Linked DNA regions of Homo sapiens: region 1 is linked to region 2. The links are chromatin loops, found by intact Hi-C in ENCODE. Cell type or tissue: natural killer cell. All regions are shown on one strand. Each heading gives the region's core, and the rest is flanking DNA. Links, peaks and the distances in the headings are about the cores only.

Region 1 (8,000 bases), core at 1-8,000, 820 kb after region 2:
ATTCAAGTCTCTTACTATTATGGTAGTCCCCCCTTACTTGTGGCTTTTCTTATTGCAGTTTTAGTTACCCACAGTCAACTGTGGTCCAAAAAGAGATAAGCACAGTACAATAAGATATTTTGAGAGTGAAAGGGACCACATTCACATAACTTTTATTACAGTATGTTGTAATAATTGTTCTCTTTATTATTTGTTGTTAATGTCTGGCTGTTAATTTATTAATTAATCTAATCATAGTTATGTATGGAAAAAATAGCATATGTAGGATTCAGTACTATCTGTTGTTTCAGGCATCCACTGGGGGTCTTGGAATGTATCCCCCATGGATAAGGGGGGACTACTGTATTGTGTTGCTGTACAATTCTTCTTTCACTTCTGCCAAAGTTTGCTTCATATATTTAGGATATCTGTGGTTTGGTGCATAAATATTTATACAGTTGACCCTTAAACAACACCAACCCCCAACACAGATGAAAATTCACATATAATTTTTTTTTTTAGATAGAGTCTCGCTCTGCCCCAGGCTGGAGTGCAGTGGCACGATATCAGCTCACTGCAACCTCCACCTCCTGAGATCAAGCGATTCTCATGCCTCAGCCTCCTGAGTAGCTGGGATTACAGGTGCACACCACCATGCTTAGCTAATTTTTGTATTTTTTGTAGAGATGGGGTTTCGCCATTTGGCCAGTCTGGTCTTGAACCCCTAAGCTCAAGCAATCCTCCTGCCTTGGCCTCCCAGAGATCTGGGAATACAGGCTTGAGCCACTGTGCTTAGCCCACATATAACTTTTGACTCCCCCAAAACATAACTACTAATAGCCTAGTGTTGACCAGAAGCCTTACTGGTAACATAAACATTTGATTAACATGTATTTTGTATGTTATATGTATTAAACTGTATTCTTATAATAAAGTACGCCAGATAAAAGAAAATGTTACTTAAAAAATCCTAAGGAAGAAACATATATTGACTATTCATTAAGTGGATGTGGATCATCACAAAGGTCTTCATCCTCACGATCTTCATGTTGGGTAGGCTGAGGATGAAGAGGACGAAGAGGAGTGAGTTGGTCTTGCTGTCTCAGGGGTGGCAGAAGCAGAGGAAAATCTACATATAAGTGGACTCACATAGTTCAAACCTGTGTTGTTCAGTGGTCAACTGTAATTGTTATATCTTCCTGGTAAATTGACCCTTTTATCATTATGTAATATCCTTTCTTGTGGTTGTTTTTGACTTAAAGTCTATTTTTGTCTGATATTAGTATAGCTATCCCTGCTCTCTCTTAGTTACCATTTGGCTGGTATATCTTTTTCCATTCTTTAGCTTACATATTTCCTTGGATCTAAAATGAATCTCTTGTAGGCAGCATATTAATGGATCTTTTTTTTAATCCATTTGGCCACTCTATGTCTTTTGATTGAGGAATTTAATCCATTAAATTTAATGTAATTACTGATAGGGAAGGATTTATTATTGCCATTTTGATATTTGTTTTCTGTGTGTCTTGTAGCTTCTTTTTTTCCTCATTTCTTCTTTTATTGCCGCCTTTTATGTTATGATGATTTTTATTTGTAGGGGCATTCTTTATTCCCTTCTCATTTCCTTTTGTTTATATTCTATGTTTTCTTTGTAGTTAACCATTACTACTACATAAAACAACCTAAAGTTATAGCAAATTATTTTAAACTGCTAACAACCTAACTTCAGTTGCATACAAAAATGTTACCCCTTTATAGCTCCACCCCTCCCCCATTTTTTGTTCTGGATGTCACAAATTGTATCTTTATATATTATGTACTAATTAACATACATTTATAAGGCATGTTTTTGTTTTTTAGAATTAAAAGTAGATTTATGCACCAAAATTACAATAATACAGGATTCTCTATTTCTCCACATGTTTACTTTGACTGGAGAACTTTATACTTTTGTATGGCTTCATGTTACATTCTAGGTTCTTTTGTTTCAACTTGAAGGATTCCCTTTAGCATATCTTGTCAGGCAGATATAGTACTAAGGACTCCCTCGGTGTTTGTTCATCTGGAAAGGTTTTAATTTCACCTTCATTTTTGTAAGGCAGCTGTACCAGATACATTGTCCTTGGTTGACAGGTTTTTATCTTTCTGCAATTAGAATATGTCACCTTACTTCCTTCTGGTCTGTAAAATTTGTGCTGAGAAATTCACTGCTAATCTTAAGGTAATTCCCTTGTAGATGACAAGTTGCTTTTCTCTGGCTGCTTTCAGGATTTTCTCTTTGTATCTGACTTTTGACAGTTTGATTATATTGTTTCTTAATGTGGATTTCTATGACTTCATCCTAGTTGGAATTCATTGATCTTCCATAAAATGGAATTTTTATATCCACTTCTTTCCTGAGATTTGAGAAATTTTCAGTCATTATTTCTTGAAAAAGCTCTCTGTCCTCTCTTTCTCTCTCTCATATTCTGGGATTTCCATAATGCATATATTGGTCCACTTGATGGTGTACCATAAATCCCTTAGGCTTGCTCCACCTTCGTTTATTGTTTTTGTTTTGTTTTTGCTCCATTAACCCGGTGATTTCCAACGACTTGTTTTCAAGTTGGTTGACTCTTGATTCTGCCCAATCAAGTCTAATGTTGAACCCCTGTAGATAATTTTTTAGTTCAGTTTTATGTTTTGGGTCCAGAATTTATATTTTATAGTTTCTATATCTTTGTTAATTCTCATTTTGTTCATGCATTGTTTTCCTGATTTAGCTCTGGGTTCCTTTCAGCTCATTGAGTATCTTTAAGGTAGTTATTTTAAATTTTTTGCTAGTCAGTTCATAGATCTGCATTTCCTTATGGTTGGTTTCTGGAGCTTTATTTTGTTTCTTTGACTGGGCCACGTTTCCTTAATTCTTTGCATCCCTTGTGATCTTTTTGAGAGCTGACCATTTGAAATACAGCCACCCCTCCCAATCATTATGACTGGCCTCATGCAGGGAAGATCTTCACCAATCAACCTAGCTAGAGGTTCTGGGACCTTTCAGACATTTTCTGGGGACGTGTCTTCTTTGAGGTTGTATGTGTGCTTTTATTGTTGCATGTATGAGTGCTTTTGACTGTCTTAATTTCCTGTTTCTTCTCAGGAGCTTTCAGTTGCTGATTCCGTTGTATTCCTCTGCCCTTGATCTCTTGCTCTCCCTGGTGCCTGCCAGTAGAACTGCAGCTTCTGCTGCTCTAACCCACCAGGGAACTCACCTATGTTTCAGTGGCCTCCAACCTGGTGTCCAAAATTGGCCATTGTTCCTGTTAGCACCTGAAGGCAGGTGAAACAGCCCCCACACAAGCCAGTATTCTGGGCTCAAGTTCAACTATATTTCTTCTGTCCTGAGGAAGGAGCCATGATTTGGATGGTATTCTCTAGATCTCCCCAAACTGTGCCCAGCTGGGGGAGGAGCTAGAGTGAGAAAAATTTGAGGTACTGTCTTACCCTTTTGGGAACAGTCCCTTCTCTTGTTCATGCTCTTTTCTGGGTGCTGCAGCCACTTAACTAGTTTCTAAAGTCCTTACAAAGGTAATTGTGTTCTGTATATTGCTAATACATGTCTTCAGGGGAGAACAAGGGTCTAGAGCTTCCTAGCCCATTATCTTGCTGATGGTCACTTTCTAGATTTTTCATTTGTAAAATTTGGGTAATACCACCTATTTCAAAGATTATTGTGGTTAAATTATATAATGTATGTAAGGATTTTCATAATATTCCTGACATATAATTAATATCTATTTTTTTGAGATGGACTCTCACTATGTCACCCAGGCTGGAGTGCAGTGGCACGATCTCCACTCACTGCAACCTCCACCTGCCGAGTTCAAGTGATTCTACTGCCTCAACCTCCCTAGTAGCTGGAATTATAGGTGCCCGTCACCATACCTGGCTAATTCTTTTTTTCCTGTATTTTTAGTAGAGACGGGATTTCACCATGCTGGCCAGGTTGGTCTCGGATCACCTGAGGTCAGAGGTCTGAGACCAGCCTGGCCAACATGATGAAACTCTGTCTCTCCTAAAAATACAAAAATTAGCCAAGTGTGGTAGAACAGACCTGTAATCGCAGCTACTCAGGAGCCTGAGGCAGGAGAATCACTTGTAGTGGAATGCACCTGTAATCTCAGATACTTGGGAGGCTGAGGCAGGAGAATCACTTGTAGTGGAATGCACCTGTAATCTCAGATACTTGGGAGGCTGAGGCAGAAGAATCACTTGTAGTGGAAAGCACCTGTAATCTCAGATACTTGGGAGGCTGAGGCAGGAGAATCGCTAGAACCTGGGAGGCAGAAGTTGCAGTGAGCCAAGATCATGCCACTGTACTCCAGCCCAGTCAACAGAGCAAGACTCTGTCTCAAAAAACAAAAAAAAAATCACGATGATGCTCATGACAATAAGTTAAATATGTTTGTTTATATTGTATTGTAAATTTTATTTTAAATTAAAATGTTTATGGTTCTCTTTTTTTTTTTTTTTTTTTTGTTTTTTTTTTTGAGATGCAGTCTTGCCCTTGTTGCCTAGGCTAAAGGGCAATGACACAATCCTGGCTCACTGCAACCTCTGCCTCCCAGGTTCAAGCGATTCTCCTGCCTCAGCCTCCCAAGTAGCTGGGATTACAGGCATGTGCCACCATGCCCAGGTTATTTTGTATTTTTCGTAGAGATAGGGTTTCTCCATGTTGGTCAGGCTGGTCTCGAACTCCCAACCTCAGGTGATCCACCTGCCTCAGTCTCCCAAACTGCTGGGATTACAGGCCTGAGCCACCGCGCCCAGCCTAAATTAAAATTTTTAAATTTTTAATTTAAAATAAGACAGAGTGAGATGTCTCACTCTGTCACCCCAGCTGGAATACAGTGGCATGATCATAGTTCACTGCAGCCTCAACCTCCCAGGCTCAAGCAATCCTCCCACCTCACCCTCCCTAGTAGCTGCCTGTGAGACTACAGACATGTACCACCATGCCCAGCTAATTTTTATTTTTTTTATTTTTTTAGAGACAGGCTCTCATTATGTTGTCCAGGCTGCTCTCAAACTCCTGGGCTCAAGAAATCCTCCTGCCTCACCCTCTCAAAGTGCTCAGATTATAGGGGTGAGCCACTGCACCCAGCCTAAGATTTATTTTGATATAATATTAATAATTATAAACCTGACATGATTTGATACAATACTACTTTAAAAACTAGACTCTCTAGTTTTGATGACAGAAACTTATTTCTAAGAACAAAACAGGCTTCATATTGGAAGATGGCTTTAATGGGAAAAGGACATAGTTGTTTTTGTGTACAATATAAAAATCCACCATTTATTTTATGGAGTGAAAATATTAGTTAATATTTAATGATTTAAAATACATAGTTTTACAATATAGAAGGTTATTTTTAAAAATAACTTAGAGAAGTTGTAATGCTATTTTCACTGTGAACTACAGCCAGTTTGTATGCTGACAAATGTTTAACAACCAGCTTTCCAGGACCGGGGGTGAGAGAGAGCCTGATGGTAGATTTTCCAATTTCCATGATGTAAAAACTCCCACCATGGCTGATTTGAAGCTCCCAACGCTGTCACTGAGAATAGAACTGAAAAGAGATATGCATGGAACATCATGACATTGTATTTTACTATATTGATACAATAACTTGAAAAACTTTCCAGAGCATAGATAATAGTAACATAATAAAATAGGAGATGATGATATTTACGCATTTACCTCCCTTTTAAATATAATTATATTTTTATATAATTGCAAGTTTATATAATTCAATTTTTAAATCCTGGCTATGTTTTACAAACTACTGACAAGTTCCTGAAATTTTAACAATCGGTTCTAACAAGCCTATACAAGTCAGCTTCAGCACACTACTGAGCCCATATCTTATATTAGGAATTTGGGTTGCAGTTGACCCCTGCATAAAAACCCCAGCCTGTCTACACTGAAGCGTCTAGAGGTAGATAGGCTTTTGACATAGCTGAATTTGGGGTCTTAAATTATTTCCTTAGTAATTACTCTTTCTGTCTCCTGACACAACTCTCCTCCATTTGGCTTCCTTCTCCAGCAGGCTCATACCATGAGGCAAACAGTTAGCTCCAAGTAATTTAGGTTACTGGCCTTTATATATTCCATCTCAGAACAGCCAGGATTCTCTCTGTTTCAAGTCTATCTCAGTCCCTGAAGTAAGACTATGATTGGGCCCTGCTTAAATCATATGCCATCCTCTGAATCAGTGATTATGTCTAGGGTTTTGGGGAAACTCTGACCAGTTTGGATCTCCCACCCAGGGGACGGAGGCAGTGGAGGTCCCAGTTGACAGCCCCAGTAGAAGTGGGGAGAGGTACTGCCCTAAAAATCAAAGTGTTGTTATCAAAGGAAAGGGAAAGTGAGGGAAATCAAAACCAACAGATGTCTACCATATTCTGCTTACAAGTCCATTTTTATTTTAAGGGTCTGTTAAGGAATGTGGGCATGAAGGGCCAGAAGACCGTCTTTCTTATCACGGACACTCAGATTAAAGAGGAAGCTTTCCTAGAGGATATCGACAGTGTGCTCAATACAGGAGAAGTGCCTAACATTTTTGCAGCAGATGAGAAGCAGGAAGTGATGGAGGTAAATGCTTTTGGGGAAGTGCTGCTTCTAGCACAAAAACTTTATTTCTTGAAACTGTTTCTCTGCTCTTCAGGATAAATATAGTTTGTACATATGAGTTTGGGGGTAATTAAAAATTTAAAGTATATTAGTTTAATACATCATTGTTTGGTGAATTTTAAATTGCTTCTACCATAGTTATGAGGCATAATTTTTATAACTCCTATCTTCATCATAATGGCAGTTTGTTTCACCTGTTTAATGTTATTTAGCATGTTTTATGAGTGATTGGAGATTTTTAAATCATCTCTTAAGGTTACATTGATGTAAGAAAACATGATTTTAATGCTACTTTATTAGTCTTTGTGGTTTACACTGGTTAGTAAATTTTTTTAAAGTTTTAATAAAACTATCTTATGGGTTTGATACATCTGAAAGTCTTGTTTGTGATTTAATTGACAAAAAATACAATGGTGACGTGTCTGCTACTATCACCTACTTTAACCCTCATTTCTTTTTCTTTTTCTTTTTCTTTCTTTCTTTTTTTTTTTTTTTTTTTTTTTTTTGAGACAGAGTCTTGCTCTGTCACCCAGGCTGGAGTGCAGTGATGTGGTCTCGCCTCACTGCAACCTCCGCCTCCCGGGTTCACGCCATTCTCCTGCCTCAGCCTCCCAAGTAGCTGGAACCACAGGCGCCTGCCACCAGGCCCAGCTAATTTTTGTATTTTCAGTAGAGACGAGGTTTCACCGTGTTAGCCACGATGGTCTCAATCTTCTGATCTCGTGATCCGCCTGCCTCGGCCCCCCAAAGTGCTGGGATTACAGGCGTGAGCCACCTCGCCCGGCCACTTTAGACCTCATTTCTAAGATGAAAGTAATGTCACACTTTCTCATTACCATAATCACTTTTACCCACAAAATATATCACTCACACCTGGATATTTAATTCCCAACCTCCAGCCATAACATCTGGAGTGAAAAGGACTCACACTTTCAAGTACTCTGCTTTTCTCTTCCATGAAATGGCAGCACAGATAAGAGTTCTTCCTACATGGGGTTGTTGTGAGGTTTGAGAATCAAACAAAATAAAGCACTTATGTAGTGTCAGGCACTTACACAGCTCTCAGTAAATGGTGCATTACCAGTTCATGGTATGGAGCGTGAAGGGATAAAAGAGGACAAAACAACAACAACAACAACAAAAACCCATGTTCTTTGCTTTTATCTGGGATATGTCAGAGATGTGACCAAGGCTGTAAATTAGTGGTACTCTCCTGATTTATAGGAGAAATGCATCCTCCATATGCCCATCCAAGGAATAGTCACCTTTGGGGAATGGAATTTCCTAAGCTTTGCTAGGCTTTCCTGCTTCTTTAGCTATTATCTATCTTTTCTTCCCATCACTTTGC
Region 2 (10,108 bases), core at 1,136-9,135:
TTAAATGAGTGAACAACAAATCCAAAAACCCACAGCGCAGGTTAGGTGCCATGGCTCACGCCTGTAATCTGAGCACTTTGGGAGGCCAAGGCAGAAGGATCACTTGAGCCCAGAAATTTGAGACCAGCCTGGGTAACATAGGGAGATACCGTCTCTATGAAAACAAAAACATCCACAGCTCAGAATGATCTCAAGTCCCAGGCCAAGAGCTGTTTCAAAAAATCTCCTGGGCTGAATTTTTTTTTTTTGAGATGGAGTCTCGCTCTTGTTGCCCAGGCTGGAGTGCAGTGGTGAGATCTTAGCTCACTGCAACCTCTGCCTCCCAGGTTCAAGTGATACTCCTGCCTCAGCCTCCTAAGTAGCTGGGACTACAGGCACGTGCCACCATGGCTGGCTGATTTTTGTATTTTTAGTAGAGACAGGGTTTCACTATGTTGGCCAGGCTGGTCTCGAACTCCTGATCTCAAGTGATCCACCTGCCTTGGCTTCCCAAAGTGCTGGGATTACAGGAGTGAGCCACCACGCCTGGCCCAGGGCTGATTTTTTAAGGTCTTATGATAGGAATGACCTTGGCCTGCATCTAAATCTGGTTCTGGAATGAAATTGGAGTAGGCTCTGCCCCTGGAGGGGGAGATCCCTTCCTGGGAATGGGATTCCTTGTAGCCTGCACGGACCTGGTGGACTGAACAAAGAGGGGGAATGCGGAAATAAAAGACAAAGACATAAGAGTATATTTGGAAGAAGGGGTCAGGGACACCTTGCCTCTAGTAGACAAGGGCCCTGAGCTTTACACAGCCTTCCGTATTTATTGGTAAAAGAGATAACGAGAAAAGGGGGTGGTGGTTGTTGGGTAATTGTCAGTCGGCCATTTGGTTCACAGCAGGCTTGCAAGACTGCATCCTTTGTATGATAGGTGCTAGATTTTTCAGTAGATAACTTCAAGGAGCCCGGCCCCCAGGGAGTGTTGGCCCTCAGCAAACCTTTCAGTGGCAGGTGCAGTGTGAGTTTGCTCACATCCTGCATTCATGATAAACAGTTTGCTGTTTGATCATATAGCGTCCAGTGGAATGCTGAGCTGGTCACAATCCCTTTGGCCTTTTTGGCTCCCAACAATTCCTGCCTGGAAAATCATTCATGAGTCACTGTGTAGTTAAGGATTTACACGTGCTCCTACCTGCACTGCAAACCTTGTCTTTAGAACTGGTGTGGTTTTAGATAGATTTATAGATAAATTTATAGATCATGCCTAATGCATGATGATTCAGGAGGGAAGCCTTCTCCCAAAGAACAACAGATGATTTTCTGGGGCCCTCTGCTCACAGCCAGGGTGTCCCCCAAGCCCTCAGGCTCCTTATGTATGTATGGGACACACAGAAGCTTTCAGAATATGGAGAGAAAGCATTTCCATTTGCTGGGAATCTGGGGTCAGGGACATGGATTGTTCTCAGTGTTCTGAGCTGGAATAGTGGCAGGGCCTTGTCACTGTTATGTGCCAGAGAAGAAATGCTATAGGAGACTGACCAGGTGGTCACACTCTGGTGTCAAACAGTCCTGGCCACGCCTCTTACCAGATGTGATGTGAGACCTGGAGAGGTGACTTGCCCTCTCTGAAGCTCAGTTTCCTCATCAGTAAAATGAAGAGAATAATAGTAGTCAGGTAGTTGTGAGGTTTAAAGGACCGAGTCCATGTAAAGATGTGTAATATGGGTCTACCACAGGTCAGAACCCACAGCCACTGTTACAGACACACCTTGGAGATATTGCAGCCTCAGCTCCATACCACTGCAATAAAGTGAGTATCACAAGGTTTTTGGTTTCTGAGTGCATATAAAAGTTATGTTGGCTAGACACAGTGGCTCACACCTTTGGGAGGCCAAGGAGGGAGGATCGCTTGAGCCCAGGAGTTTGAGACCAGCCTAGGCAACATGGCAAAACACTGCCTCTACAAAAAATACAAAAATTAGTCAGGCATGGTGATGCATGCTTGTACTCCCTGCTACTAGAGAGGCTGAGGCGGGAGGCTCGCTTGAGCCCAGGGAGTGAAGGCTGCAGTGAGCTATGAGCATGCCACTGCACTCCAGCCTGGGCAACAGAGCAAGACTATATTAAAGAAAAAAAGTTATGTCTACACTATACTGTAGTTTATTAAGTGTGCAAGAGCATTATGTCTAAAATACAATGTACCTATCTTGATTAAAAATACTTTATTGCTAAAAAATGCTAATGATCGTCTCAGGCTTCAACGAGTCATAATCTTTTTGCTGATGGAGGGGGCTTGCCTCGACATTGATGGTTGCTGATGGATCAGAGTGGTAGTTGGAGTGGCAGTGGCAGTTTCTTCAAAGAAGACAACAACGAAATTTGCCACATCGATTGACTCTTTCACAAAAGATTTCTCTACAGCACGTGATGCTGTTTGATGGCATCTTGCCCACAGTAGAACTTCTTTTGAAATTGGAGTCAATCCTCTCCAACCCTGCATTATCAACTAAGTTTATGTGATATTCTAAATCCTTTGTTGTCATTTCAAAAATGTTACAGCATCTTTACCAGGAGTAGATTTCATCTAAAGAAACCACTGTCTTTGCTCATCTGCAAGAAGCAACTCCTTATCTGTTCAAGTTTTATCAGGAGGTTGCAGCAATTCAGTCACATCTTCAGACTCCACTTCTAGTTCTTTTACTATTTACATCACATCTGTAGTGACTTTTCCCACTGAAGTCTTCAATCCCTCAAAGTAATCCATGAAGGCTGGAATTAACTCCTTCCAAACTCCTACTAATGTAAATATTTTACTTCCTCCCATGAATCACAAATGTTCTTAATGGCATCTAGAAATGCTGAATCCTCTCTAGAAGAGTTTCAATTGATGGCTCAGATCCATCAGAGGAATCACTGTCTAAGGCAGCTTTAGCCTTACAAAATGTACTTCTTAATAAGACTTCAAAGTCAAAATAATTTCTTGATCTGTGGGCTACAGAGTGAATGTTGTATTAGCAGGCATGAAAACAACATTCATCTCCTTGAACCTCTCCATCAGAGCTCTTGGGTGACCAGGTGCATTACCAGTGAGCAGTAATATTTTGAAAGGAATCCTTTTTTCTGAGCAGCAGGTCTCAAGAGTGGGCTTGAAATATTCAGTAAACTGCACTGTAAAGAGATGTACTGTCATCCAGGCTTTGTTCCATTTGTAGAGCACAGACAGCGTAGATTTAGCATAATTCTCAAAAACCCTAGGATTGGGCAGGGTGCAGTGGCTCATGCCTGTAATCTCAGCACTTTGGGAGGCCAAGGCAGATGGATCACTTGAGGTCAGGGGTTCGAGACCATCCTGGCCTGGCCAACATGGTAAAACCCCGTCTCTACTAAAAATACAAAAATTAGCCAGGGGTGATGGCGTGCACCTGTAGTCCCAGCTACTTGGGAGGCTGAGGCACGAGAATCACTTGAACCTGGAAGGCAGAGATTGCAGTGAGCCAAGATCGCACCACTGCGCTCCAGCCTGGGTGACAGAGTGAAACTCTGTCTCAAAAATAATAATAAAATAAAAAAGAACCCTAGGATTTTCAGAAAGGTCAGTGAGCACTGGCTTCAACTTAAGGTCACCAGCTCCACTCGCCCCTAACAAGAGAGCCAGCCTGTCCTTTGAAGCTTTGAAGCCAGGCATTGACTTCTCCTCTCTAACTAAAAAAGTCCTAGATGTCATCTTCTTCTAATAGAAAGCTGTTTTGTCTACGCTGAATATCTGTCGTTTGATGTAGCAGCCACCTTTATCAGTTACCTACCCTAGCTAGATCTTCTGCATATCTTGCTGCAGCTTCTCTATCAGCATTTGCTACTTCACTTTGCACTTTTATGTTATGGAGATGGTTTCTTTCCTGAAACCTCATGAACCGAACTCTGCTGATTCCAACTTTCCTTCTGCAGCTTCCTCACCTCCCTCAGCCTTTGCAGAATTGAAGACAGTTGGGGAGGATCTTGCTCTGGAATAGGCTTTGGCTTAAAGGAATGTTGTGGCTGGTTTGATCTTCCATCCAGACCATTCAAACTTTCTCCACATCAGCAATAGGCTGTTCTTCTTTCTCATCATTCATGTGTTCATTGGAGTAGCACTTTCAATTTCCTTCAAGAACTTTTCCTTTGCATTCACAACTTGGCTGTTTGGCCCAAGAGGCCTAGATTTTGGCCTGTCTTGGCTTTCTAAATGCCTTTCTTACTAAGCTTAGTCATTTCTAGCTTTTGATTTAAACTGAGAGATGTGCAACTCTTTCTTTCACTCAAACACTTAGAGGCCATTGTAGGGTTATTAATTGGCCTAATTTCAATATTGTTATGTTTCAAGGAAGAGGAAGGCCTGAGGAGAGGAAGAGAGATGGGGGAGTGACTGGTTGGTGATCACAACACACATTTATCTATTTATATGGCATGGTTCCGCAGTGCCTCCTAAATGACTACAATAGTAACAACAAAGATCACTAATCACCACAGAAGACATAATGATAATGAAAAAGTTTGAAATATTGCAAGAATTACCAAAATATGACAAAGGGACGTGAAGTAAGCCCATGCTGTTGGAAAATGATGCCAGTAGACTAGCTCGATGCAGGGTTGCCACAAACCTTCTATTTGTAAAAAATGCGATATTTGCAAAGTGCAACAAAGCAAAGCACAATAAAATAAGGCATGCCTGTATCGCTACAATTTTAATCCAACATAAGCACACTACACAGTATGTTCCAAAGGGAAAATACCCCCAAATCAAATGCAGAAAGGAGTGTCAAATAGCAAGCTCTCAATAAATGTTAGCTACTGTTATTAAGAGCTGTTAAGGCCAGGCACGGTAGCTTATGCCTGTAATCCCAGCACTTTGGGAGGCCAAGACAGGGGGATCACCTGAGGTCAGGAATTCAAGGCCAGTCTGACCAACATAACGAAACCCTGTCTCTACTAAAAATACAAAAATTATCTGGGCGTGATGGTGTGTGCCTGTAATTCCAGCTACTCAGGAGGCTGAGATAGGAGAACTGCTTGAACCTGGGAGGCGGAGGTTGCAGTCAGCTGAGATCACACCACTGCACTCCAGCCCGGGCGACAGAGTGAGACTCCATCTCAAAAAAAAAAAAAAAAAAGCTGTTAAATTATGATCGGCTTCCTGTGTCTCAGAGTCAACCTGGCCAGCATGGTGAAACCCCATCTCTTCTAAAAATACAAAAATTAGCCAGACATGGTGGCGTGCACCTGTAATCCCAGCTACTTGGGAGGCTGAGGCAGGAGAATCGCTTGAACCCAGGAGGTGGAGATTGCAGTGAGCCGAGATCACGTCACTGCACTCCAGCCTGGGCAACAGAGAGAGACTCCATCTTATAAAAAAATTAATATGTAAATATTGAAAAGTAGTGACAAAACAAATGTGGCAAAACGTTCCTTGGTAAATGTGGGTTGAGGGTATTTAAGAGTTCTTTGTGCTATTTCTGCAACTTTTATGCACATTTGAAATTATTTCAAAATAAAAAGTAAAGTATATATAAATAAGAGGAAGCTAGGAAGTGACAAAAACCATTAAAGGAAGAATAAGAAACGGTAGTTCGGCCAGCAGCCAGCTCCCTGCTGGTTCCCACGTCAGGCGCTGTGAGAAGCCCTTTGCCTCTCGGTCCTGTGTCCTCACCATGCACCCTTGTGGTCAGCCTGGAAAGGCCAACTTGATAGTTACAGGCTGCTTCAGATCTGCCACCCACGTGGTGACAAGTCCTGGCGCGTTGGCATGGGTGGTACTGAAAAAGGCTATGGATCCAGGGCAGTGCAGCGGCCAGTGGCAAGGGATGAGGCGGGGTCTCCAATGGCATCGTTTGAACTGCCTGCAACCTTTTTACCCACATGTCTCATGAAGGGATCAAGGAGAAAAGCACTGTGGTCTGGGAAAAGACTTCTAGCACTGAGATGCTGCCTTCAGGGGCAAAGATTAACCTGGCTCCCCAGAAGAGGAGCAGTGCTCATTGCCAGACAGAAGAGGGCGATGTTTTCGCCCATGTCATCCTTTGAATAGGCACCGACAGGCTTTGGCCGCCAGCTGTGCCCACTGGGTGTGGTTTCACAAATCTGCAAATTCCAAGGGCAAGATTAGGGTGAGGTTAATGAGACAGGGTCAAGTACAAGTTCAGGGGCAGATCGTGTCTTTACTTTGTTACTTTGTTCATCATGGATTTTTCTTCATTAATTTTTGATTTTTCAAAATATTGCATTGAATGTTATTTAGCTTGATTACTGAGTTATTTGGTAACTCCTTAAATTTTGTGCCTAAGGCTAGTGTCTCATTCGCCTTGCCCTAGTCCTGTCTTGACAGATCTAATCCATTAGTCGTATCGCCACCAGCTCAGAGTTTGCAATTAGGCCCTTTTGTACCTATAAAGAAAGGACTGACAAAAGGAATTAATCCTGAGGACGTAAATACCTGCTTTTTTTTTTTTTTTTTTTGAGGCAGAGTTTTACTCTGTCACCCAGCCTAGAAGACTGGAATGCAGTGGTGCAATCATAACTCACTGCAGCCTCTAAATCCTGGGCTTAAGTGATCCTCCCAACCTCCCACCTCAGCCTCCAGGGTAGCTGGGGCCAGAGGTATACACCACCATGCCTGGCTAACTTTTTTATCTTTAGTAGAGACAAGTTCTCGCTATGTTGCTCAGGCTGGTCTCGAACTCGTGGGCTCCTGCCTCGGCCTCCCAGGGTGCTCGGGTTACAGATGTGAGCCACTGCACCCAGTCAAATGCCTGCTTTTGATGTCACTTCACAGCCAGCAACTGGAGACCAACTTCTTTATCTCCGAGTCTCAATTTCTTCATCTGTAAAATGAGGATAGCAATTGCTCCTTTGCAGTTTATTCTGAAAACAGAGTATCACCCCAACTGAGTACCCCTGAGGGCCAGGCACCGTGCTGAGTCTGCCCTTTAGTTATAACCTCTCTAAATTTTCACAGCCCTACCATGTAAGAGATACTATTACCCCATGTTAAAGGTGAGGAAAAGGGCACAGAGAAGTTTGGTTATTTGTCCAGGGCTGAACAGCCAGTAAGTAAAAGTGTATATGCTTTAACGTCATCAGCATTCCCGACGTGAGATGACCCCCAAGCCCCCGGAGATATTTGGCAACATCTGTCGAAATTTTTGGTTGTCACAACTGGGGGATGTGATTGGCATCTAGTGGGTAGAGGCAGGGGATGCTGCTAAGTGTCCAATAATGCACAGGATGGTCCCCACAACAAAGTACTATCTGGCCCCAAATGTCAATCGTGCCAAGGCTGAGAAGCCTGCTCTATGCTATGCTCCCGAGTCAGAAAGTTACATGAGCACTTAGCACTTAGTGCTCCATGAAAGGTAGATACTGTTGTGGTTTTTGTTATTATTACATTTTGTCTCTATGGCTGGGGGTTCCCGTGGCTTCCAGGGAAGCTGAGTTCCCTTGGTACCACACCCACACTGTGATCAAGAACCCCGTCTCTAGGTCAAACGTGGTGGCTCACACCTGTAATCCCAACACTTTGGGAGGCCAAGGTAGGAGGATCGCCTGGGCCCTGGAATTCAAGACCAGCCGGAGCAACATGGTGGAATCCTGTCTCTACAAAAAAAACACAAAAATTAGCCAGGCATGGTGACATGCACCTGTGGTCCCACCTACTTGGGAAGCTGAGGTAGGAAGATTAGATTACTTGAGCCTGGGGGATTGAGGCTGCAGTGAGCTGAAATTGTGCCACTGCACTCCAGCCTGGGTGACAGAACGAGACCCTGTCTCAAAAAAAAAAAAAAAAAAAAAAAAAGAACTTGGTCTCTGGAGTCCATTAGAGTATCATACGTCGCATTCAGCAATGATTTATGAGCATCTGCTGCTACATGACAATCCTGTTCCAGGCAGCACAGACACACGGAGGTGCCCCCTGCCCCTATGTGGCAGCCTGGTGGAGAGACAACTTTAGACAAGGAAACACACAAGCTCAGAGATAATAAGATGTTACAATGCATGCCATGATGTGAAAAACCTGGGCACCATGAGAGAGAAGACGAGGGAAGACCCTGATGGGGTCAGGAGGCCAGGAGGGCTTCTCTGAGGGTGTGACATTTAAGCTGAGCCCTGAGGCTGGAGGAAGGAAGAGCCCTGTAGGCGGAGAGAACAGCTGTGCCAAGGCCCTGAGGGGGGAACCGAAAGCCAGGCAGTGCAAGGGCAGACCAGTAGGGGAGGAAGAGGGGAGTAGAGTGTTATGACCTGGGAAATGTGAGCAGGTAGAGGCTACATTAAGAAGTTTGCTCTTTGACCAATAAAAGCCCTGGAAAGATTTTAATCAGAGCAGGCCTGCCCTTCAGAAAGTGACTCTTGAGGTCCAGGCACAGCCCTGTGTGGAAGATAGTGTGTGAGGCTGAAACCCAGAGTGTGTCATCATCTGGAAACAACCCTGCAAAGGTGAGAGGTTTGTCATAGTTACACAACTTTAACTAATGCACCTTCCTCCCCGCAAACTCTAAGCTGGTTGTGAAACATGACGATGGAGCATTTTGCATATGTTACAAAATTATTGTTAATGCTCATTCATTTTTGGACAAAGACCAGCATCAGTCACTGGAAACACCTGTTTGGGTCACGAGGCTTGTCTTCTGCCAGGAGTGGAGACTTTCCCACAGACTTCTTGTTTCTTCTTGCTGCTTTTGGGTGACTCAGCCTATGACACTTTTGCTCCTCCTGAAATCTCCATATCTTGCTTTTCTCAAATTCCAAGGTAGCCTTTGCGCAACATATCACTCTCCACTGACTCTTGTCCCATCAGGGCCCATAGTGGATGGCTGTATGGGGGCCATGTGACTGAACTCCTGATCCTCGTTTCAGCCCACTCATGTGACATGCATGGAGCTCTTCAGCAGGGACTTACTGACCAGGACAAGAGCTTGAGACTTTGAGGGGATCTGATTGTCACTGCACAATCAAGGACAGTATTCCCAAGAGTGGATGTTGCTCAAGATAGTCCAAGGAATTCTATGAAGAAAAGGACTCCACAGACAATAAATTTTGGACACCCTGTTTCAACACAGTTAAGCGGCTTTTTATAATTACAGGACTTTTCAGAACATTTAATATGCTAATGTGCATTCTAAATCTCCAAGAAAGAATGATGCATATTTATCTTTTCTTCCAGGTGCATCTTAGAGACTGGTGTTTGCAAGTATATGGAGCAGGAAACTTCATCCCGAAGATGGAGACCCCGGGGCTGTCAGCAGGCGTTAGGCAAGTGCCTCAAAATTCCCAATTCCCAGCAAGAGAAGCCAACTGAAGGATGAGACAGGGTTTCTGCCTTCCCTGGGTCCTCCAGTATTACATGGAGGGGTTGGAGTGAACCTTCTGGAGGTGGGGTCAATGACTCTTGGAGGTAGGGGAAAGCTTCCTTTGACCAAGTTGCACACAAAGACAGAAAACGTGTTTGCATGGGCATTGTTTAACCTGCTTAAAAGAATGAAAAGATTTTAGCACTTTTTTCTTTTTCTGTAATTACTAAAGAAGTACATGTTTTTGCAAAAAAAAAAAAAAATCAAACAATATACAAGTATATAGAGTAAAAAGTGGAAGTCCTCCTTTCATCTCCTCCCTGCATCCCTCCCTGCACCCTGGAGTGTTCCATATTAAGGTTTTGGTATGCCTGGTTCAGTGGGTGAGAAGATTAATCTGGAGTCAGCACTCTGAGATTGAATCTCAGCTTTGCCACATGCTAGCTCTGTTTCCTTGGGCACAAGCCTCACTTTGCTCATCTCTAAAATAAAGTAGCCGTAGGAAGGGCTTGGCAGGTATGGGATGAGATGAAACACAGAAAGCCCTAATGCAGCACCTGAACCTAGTTGGATTCAGTTAAATTTGGCCGTTAGAATTTTCCTTCCAGAATCCAGGCATTTTTTAAAAGGTCCAATTTCATTCAATGGATGTGCTAATTCGAGAATGGGGTCCATCTCTTAATCTGTTCATGTGACTCTTTTTTAAGTCCTCAAGGGCAGTTTCTATGCAGAAACCACTATTTAGAGGTTTACTTTATTTTTTCAAGTTCATAGTCAAATTGTCAAAGCTGGAAATTAAAAAAAAGCAG

Evidence for each region. A loop is a pair of places that touch in the nucleus more often than their neighbours do. Peaks named below come from ENCODE experiments on the same cell type or tissue, not always from the same donor. Only the 100,000 strongest peaks of a DNase experiment are listed, where the experiment ranks them.
Region 1: a loop joins it to region 2, with 9 times the contacts of the local background. A loop is called at or near these places in 2 of 110 quality-filtered maps.

Annotation. Positions count from the first base shown.
Region 1 is chr3:57,392,784-57,400,783 of GRCh38, reverse strand. DNAH12 (dynein axonemal heavy chain 12) reads left to right here. Exons shown (of 74, transcript NM_001366028.2): 44 at 6,452-6,613. Among named protein-coding and RNA genes, the nearest start is that of ASB14, 100 kb to the right of the region's middle. In natural killer cell, for the core only: CTCF peaks have their summits at 2,980 and 3,181; a DNase peak (open chromatin) is centred at 3,163.
Region 2 is chr3:58,213,261-58,223,368 of GRCh38, reverse strand. It overlaps LOC107986091 (a long non-coding RNA gene), which reads left to right and starts at 8,354. Exons shown (of 3, transcript XR_007095932.1): 1 at 8,354-8,445; 2 at 8,807-9,067; 3 at 9,173-10,108. RefSeq lists enhancers at 5,260-5,762, 5,745-5,924, 5,763-6,266, 7,891-8,080, 8,521-8,580 and 1 more. In natural killer cell, for the core only: CTCF peaks have their summits at 5,862 and 6,067; a DNase peak (open chromatin) is centred at 6,018; H3K27ac peaks cover 1,266 bases.